2 separate regions of the Homo sapiens genome follow, and region 1 is linked to region 2. Evidence: chromatin contacts called from ENCODE Hi-C or POLR2A ChIA-PET data. All regions are on one chromosome and are shown on one strand. The core of a region is the stretch at or near the end of the contact, and the rest is flanking DNA. Distances in the headings are between cores, read along the strand shown.

Region 1 (3,703 bases), core at 1,119-3,618, 4.5 Mb before region 2:
AATGGGTGGGGCACTGAGTGGATCTCAGAAGCAGTCTGTTGAATGTCTTGAAGTCCATTTCCGTTAAATAGGTGAGTATTGTATGTCCTCTTTGCACAAGATTGTGCTAGGAAAAGCTGAGAGAGATACCAAAGAGCATGATTAAGATGCGTTTCTTTCTCTCAGTAAAGTTCACCTTTAGCATGACTTTACAGACAAAGAAGGCTTCTGAAGGCCTGACCTACCAGGAAGACTCAGAACTGTTACCAGATCAAGAACGGCACTCGCCTTCCCCTTGCTTTCTGTGAGGGGATGACATAAAAGCGTCAGAGTTTTCAGTAGTCCTTAGGAGTTCAGACAGGTGGATTAAAAGCTACTAGTAAATTTTAATGACTTATGTGAACGAACCCTCTAAATTATTAAACAGCAAGGGACATGGGTTCCTTCCTTAAAACGAGGAATAGAACTCCATGTATAAGAAGGAATACCATCTTAGTTTGACCCTCTTTGGGGCAGGGTGGTAAAGGATTCTCCTATTTTGATTGCCTTTGTCACCATTCTAATAGCTCAGCTTAGGCATTGCCCAGGTATGCACATGTAGCTCTTTATGTGGTTATTATAGCTGATGAAGGTGGTGATATGCAGAGGAAATAAAAAAATGAAATCATAAAATAGAATTATCTGGTGCATATTGAATAACTTTCAATTTTGAATGTAGCAAATGTGTTTTCACCTTTAACCCAGAGCTGTGAGATCAAAATTGCTACCTACCTTCCTCAAAGTGTTGGTTCATTAATCAAATGGAAGAGTCCGTTTCTCTTTACATGGAAAGAGTCTGGATTGACAGGTTACTTACGTTAAGTCCAGACCTAAGTTGCCCATTTCTGCAATGTAAGATGATTGCATTGAAGAGTTTAATTATAATGGTTACAAACTCTCACTTCCAAATTAGCAAAAATGCTAGTCTTTTTCCCAGGTACCTTCATCAGAATATTCCTGAGGATCTCTGAGGTCAAGTATGTTCACTGAGATATTTCTGAGAACCTCTGAGGTTGCTGTGCCTGTTTACTGCTAGCTTGCTGTCACCTGCTAGGAGTAAACAGAATTGGATACATAACAGAAGGTGATACCTGCAATCTCTGGCCTTCAAACATTCTGGGAGTGGGCTTCAGGTGCCTGATGGCTCTCCATGTCACTGCTGAGGAGACAGGGGAGAGGTGCCTACCAGCTCCACTGGCTGAGAGCCTCACTCCCTGCTTTCAGTGCAGATCTCCCTTCCTCAGTATCACACCTGGTCAGGGCACAACAGAGCGAAGCGTTCTGCATACATTCAGCTTCATGTACAATATCTTTCCAAAGCTTTTCTGTAATGCCTGGGTAAAGAAAGCCTATGTTGTCTGTGAAATCCTGTGCTCAGAGCCATCCAGTCTCTTCGATGGTCCTACCCCTGGCAACAGTTTACAGTTTAGATTTTCCCCTTCATTTTGGTGAGTTTTCTCTTTAAAGATCCCTTATTATCTGACCTAGGTTGGGCCCCTACTAATCCATTAGGATTGTTTTAATTACTCTGATTCCCACATAAGGGATGGGGTTAATTCCAGTCCCTTTAGTTCAAGGAAAATCCTTTGCCCCACAGAAATTCTTGAATACAAGTTAATATCTGAGGGGGAGATGCAGTATCCAATTGCTTTCAGTGGATAGCAATATCCAGTGCTCTCCCAGCAGCGTTTGAGACCTCAATGTAAGTAGGTGTGTCTGGATGGAGTAACACCCAGTTCCTCAGCTAAGGACATCCAAGGGCGGGGCCCTCAAAAGTCCCATTACATAAAGTAGATACAACACTCAAAAGTCCATTATATAAAGTAAATACAACACAACCTGAGAACATCAGCTCAGAGTGGAGTGAAGAGCTGGTTTTTTTGAGGCTCTCTCTCTAATCCAGAGGCGGGGAACAGCACACTCTGGTCTTCATGCTACCACGAAGGAAGACCTAATAAAGGACTCAATTTTTTTTAAAGATTGATCTCCCTCTATTCAATAACCCATGTGTGAAATTTCAATTATACAAAACTAGAGGGAAAAGTATGTGTTTAGAACATGGTGTAGGGAAACACTGTGAGCAAAGCTGCTGATTGGGTCTGAAACTGCAAAATGGGTGTGACAGAATCTACTCGGAGCCATGTGACCTCCAGGGTGATAAGGATACAATGTGCCTCTCACCCTGTGCCCCTCCTACTTGGAAAGCTTTCAGTGGTTGGCTGCCAAGCAGAGCGCAGGGTCCTCTGGGACCTGGCCTGCGTGCTTCCTCAGCGTGGTTTCTCGTCCGCCTTCTGTCTGTGCTCCAGCAGCACTGCCCTGTTTGCTCTCCCCTGCACACATGACACCGTTTCTCACACCCCAGTCCCTGTGCTCATGCTTCTCACCTTTGTAGAACACCTCAGTGATTTTCTGGTTTCATACTATAACAAACCCCACAGGCCAGCTTTTCACATAGTTGTTACCAGCACTTGGCCAACAGTTGTTTTTTCATCAGTGGGTGGAGCAGCTTTTCTTGCCCCCAAAAAACAGTCAACCACTCATTTTTCATTGGGTATATGTATTCGGCAAACATTGGGTACCTGCTGTTTGTTGGCACTGGTGTTGAGAAGATGAATAACACACCCTCTATGGCCCTAGGGAGTTCCCATTCTGGTAGGGGGAACCTGACTCAGGCAGCAACAAAACCTTCTGGTAAGTGTTTTGCTGAAGAGTGGGGAGGTTCAGAGGGCTGTGGAAACCCAAAGACGTTTTACCTAACTTGAACATCATAGAACACTTCAGAAGAAACCACATGTCAGCAGGTCTTATGGGAGGAGTTGGCATTGGCTAGGCAGAAAAGAGAAGAAAAATGGGTTTTGGAGATACAGTACTGTTGTCACCCCTTTGATTTTTCACTAGAAGACACAAAAAGCTGTTTAAAATACTATCTGTTGATATTCTGTTCTAGAACTTGTATGTATTTTTTAAAGTGTTTGTCAACATTGCAACAAAGTACCCAGTTGAATGTATCCTGTTGTTTCAATGATTATGAGATGACTTGAAGTGCTCTTGAGAAATTTAAAGTTCGTTTGTGAACATGAATTCTAACTGGAGAAAAAAATAGGTGATGATAGTGAGTTGGATCATTGTTGCAGTTCTCTATTTAAACCTTACTATTTATCTTTTCTTCTGTCTTCATCTGGGAAAAAACCCAGAAAAGTATTAAATGCATATGCTTTAATTTTTGACTATATTTTAAATTACCTTGTTAGTTTTACCTAAAACTGTAATTTAAACCAGTTTAAAATTAAGGTTTACTTCTGGGCATCTTTTTATATAGTGGAAGGAAAGAAGTTGAACACTTACGGGGGAAATGGAAAGTTGATGTTATGTCTTGTTTTTGATATGGCTCAGTTTTTACATGACTGTTAAATGCTGCCCTTTAAATCTAGTAGAAATGTTAAATATGGGGATGTTACTTTTTATTATAAAAGAAACAACAGTTAAGGGGAAGCAAGTAGCTTTTAACAGATTTCATATTCTAGACTAGTTATGAAATCTGTTTTTGGTCTGGACAATAAAACATTTCTTGTACAATAAGAAGATCTCTTTTTAAGGTTATGAGAAGACAGATGATGTTTCAGAGAAGACCTCACTGGCTGACCAGGAGGAAGTAAGGACTATTTTCATCAACCAGCCCCAGCTG
Region 2 (3,345 bases), core at 494-2,993:
CAGGACAGCCCAGGAACACCATAAAAATTTCGGCAAAAATATGTATTTTTATCCACAGCCACTCAAAAACAACTTTTAAAAACACCCTCAAAACAACTCCTTAACAGGGACAGCACTGCTACACACTTGTGACATTAAAAAAAGTAGAAAAAAGTAGAACATATGGTTGCTTCATGCCATCAGATTGACAAAAGAGCTGCACTCCGCAGTTAGGTGTTCTTTTGGGCAGTGTGCCTGGGTGATGTGGGGGTGGGGGTGATGCTGGACCTGGCCAGCTCTGGTCTCCGTGCTGCACCTCAGTGCTTGCTCTGCACACCCTCCTGCGTGCACAGTCTCAACTGGTCTTTCTTCTGTATGTCCTCACCTGAGTATATCCGTGTTGAAATGGAAGTTTCTAGAGGGGAGAACTGAGACCTTCATTAATCAAATCTTTGTATATGCACCAAGGACTCACAAAGAATTATCATCTCTTCTGGTTTGTTATATTTATTTCTGTGTTACTTTCCTCCTTTACCATCCCTCTGTGGACCTAGCTGGTTTTGCTCATAGAAGTTAAAAGCTCTTAGATTCTCTTTGAGTAATGACAACGGCTGGCATTCAGCTAACAGGCCACGGCATCCTGAATCCAAGTTCATCTCTGGGCCTGTCCCCTAAAAGAGTTAAGTGCAGAAACAGCCTCTCAGAAAGCTCTGGGACTGCCTGACCTTAGCAAAGGACAATCTGTCTGCTCCATAATAAAAAGGACCCATTCTCCCGGGATACCTTTGATCCCAACTATAAACAGATCAGGGTGGGAAAGGTCCTCTGGTCATGGGAAAGCCCAGCCTGCTGTTGCCTTTGGTGAGTTAATGAACTACCATATATTTGTGATTCAGGAAGCTGCTTTATAAATATGCTCTACCTGCAACTGTTCAAGGAGGTCAAGGTTCTGTTTGCGTAAGCTGCTGTTGGTTTTCTCTAATTTATCCATTCTTTGGTTGTCACTGAGAGGAGAGGAATCGATAAGTTCTTCTTGAAGGACGTGGTACTCAACTTCATAAGCTTGTAACTGTTTAGCGATGTCCATTTCAAATACCTGTTATAGAAAGAAAAGTCATCACGTACTAAAACTGAGAAAAACCCCACAAGTACAGGCAGGCGTCTGCAATCACGACAATGCGCACCTGTGAAGCGTCTCCTCTACGCTTAGCTCTACACTTGGTACTAGAAGTAATAAATAAGAAAAACTACGCACTGAGAAGGTAATAATTTTACTTGGGACAAAAGGATATAAGAAACATCTAGAAATAATTCCAAGGTAACATTAAGTACAGGTTTTTGATACTCACCTTCCAAAAGCCAAAAAAAAAAAAAAAACCTCTCATTTTTAAAGACATAAAAATTTATTTTTAGTTCTTATTTCACTTCTTTTCTCTGAAAATTCTGTTAGGTTAGATACATCAACTATGGGTTAAAAGGAGAAAAGAAACAAAAGAATCATAGCCTGTTTGCAGAGTCACCAAGTCAAAGTTTAATTATAGTTCAGTTGGGTTTTCAGAGTTACAAGAACAGCTAAGTAATGGGACTGTTTACTAAAAAACTCTCCTTTGCACACAAATATGCAGAAATGAGCCAAAACCCACATGTCACCCACACAGATGAGTGAATACGAAACGATGCCTGAGTTGTCTTCTTTCCCACAATAGTAATGGTGACGAAAACACCACACGTGTGAAAAACAACTCCTAAGTGCCTAAGTGACTCAAGCCGTCCGTGTCTGTACTTTCTCTTGGTAAGGAAGGCAGGGCGGAAAGCAGAATCAGAAGACAGCTGCTGCTGCTGCTGCCCAAGGCATTTCCTTTCTTTCCAGTTGTTTCTATGAGAGAACCCCAGGGGCTGGGGCCTCTCAGCACAGCAGTGAAGCCCTAACGTTTATCTGATGGATCTGAGAATGCAGTCAAGCTGGGACCATCTTAAAAGAAAAAAAAAAAAAACCCTGCTAGATCAGAACACACATTCAGAAAGTGAAGTCAGGCTTTAAAAGGGCAGAAACTGCCTCTCTATTGCATTGCCTTAAGCAACTCCAATATTGTTAAAAATCAGTGTAAAACTACTTCTTCTGATGGCTCCCTACTGGCATTCAAACTAGCCTATCTTCCCTGGAATCAATTTTCAAAAACCATGTTTCCTTTCTCACCATTCCCAACAATCTTATTTTCTCTTCCTTGAGATGAATTTTTCAGCTTGCTGTTTTTGATTCAGTGGATAATATTAATAAGGCACAAAAGTCATTTGATGCCTAAAAACTAAAATCCATTATATCTGTGGGGTGTGTGTGCATGTGTGCGAGGGGAGTAAGAGGGAGAGAGAGAATTGTTTACTGGATTGAACTGATTCTCTTTTGTCCTTCAGAGCGACCGTGAGGTCAGCAGGGATTATTATCTCCATTTGACAGCCGAGGTAACTGGCTCAGAGGCTTTGAGTCAGCCTTAAAATTGCGGCTCCACTGGCGACTCTATGAATGACTTGAGCTCGGTACTTAACCTCTCTCAGCCACAGTTCCTGGCCTCCCACCTGGGGCAGACAGCGCCTACCTCCCAGGATGGCTGTGAGAATTAAACGAGGCAACTCCTGGAAGTTCCCAGCACACGCCTGGCAGGTTGAGCAGGCGCTCTCTTAGCTAAGGGATCTGCTTCCACACACCTGCCACAAAACCCTCACATTTCAACCTCAGCAAAACCATCATCAATGGATGCCACGTCATGGAACTTCTGAATAGTCTGAACAGTAAAAACCACAAATGTTAAAACTGAGATTGTTTGGCACTCATGTATAATTATAAATATGGTGCTGAATAAATGTCATGTACACTATTACTTTTTTTCTTTCACAAAGATTTAAGTGATCTCCTAACCTGGAAAGCCTGGGAACAAAACCTCTGGCTTTTCCTACGGATTGATGTTCTGTGTTAAGTTAATGGCTCTCAGCAGTACCCAAAGCCATAAACTCTTCCAGGCCTCCATTAATCCCTAGGAACCACCCTGGGTCACAATCATCTCTGCTTAATTGCCTGATGATCTCCTGACTGCCAAGACTCCTAGGCCCTTCATTCTGCAGTTATGCCCCTGAATTTACCCCAAACCATGGCAATATGAGGCTGGTGGTCAAAGGAGAACCCTGGTCACTGAACGAGGGCTTCAGCCCTTGGGCTAATTACTTGGGGAAAGAAAAGAATTGGGAGGGGCGCCTGTCCTTGCACACTTAGACAGCACAAGTGATCCACTGCCAGGAGCAGTTCTCAGCCAGAGAAAGAGCAGGAAGGCCTAACATTAAAAACCCAATCCTTTGGTATGTTGTCTCAGATGA

What was found. Hi-C counts contacts between places; a loop is a spot of excess contacts on that map. ChIA-PET counts read pairs that join two places held with the same protein, here RNA polymerase II (POLR2A). Pooled maps may share reads with other maps.
Region 1: a loop to region 2 is called in a pooled map, with 11 times the contacts of the local background. The contact joins two enhancer-like sites. A Hi-C loop is called at or near these places in 1 of 37 single-sample maps with no recorded cell type and 3 of 50 pooled maps. POLR2A ChIA-PET finds 5 or more read pairs at or near these places in 1 of 52 experiments (activated CD4-positive, alpha-beta T cell).

Annotation. Positions count from the first base shown.
Region 1 is chr4:42,627,021-42,630,723 of GRCh38, reverse strand. It overlaps ATP8A1 (ATPase phospholipid transporting 8A1), which reads left to right. Exons shown (of 37, transcript NM_006095.2): 2 at 3,615-3,703. Among named protein-coding and RNA genes, the nearest start is that of ATP8A1, 28 kb to the left of the region's middle. Within about 2 kb of position 2,368, at least 15 of the 41 ENCODE cell types and tissues checked have a DNase peak (open chromatin) inside an H3K27ac peak, as active enhancers do.
Region 2 is chr4:38,130,814-38,134,158 of GRCh38, reverse strand. TBC1D1 (TBC1 domain family member 1) reads right to left here. Exons shown (of 22, transcript NM_001396959.1): 21 at 902-1,075. Among named protein-coding and RNA genes, the nearest start is that of PTTG2, 170 kb to the right of the region's middle. RefSeq lists a silencer at 1,082-1,221. Within about 2 kb of position 1,743, at least 28 of the 41 ENCODE cell types and tissues checked have a DNase peak (open chromatin) inside an H3K27ac peak, as active enhancers do.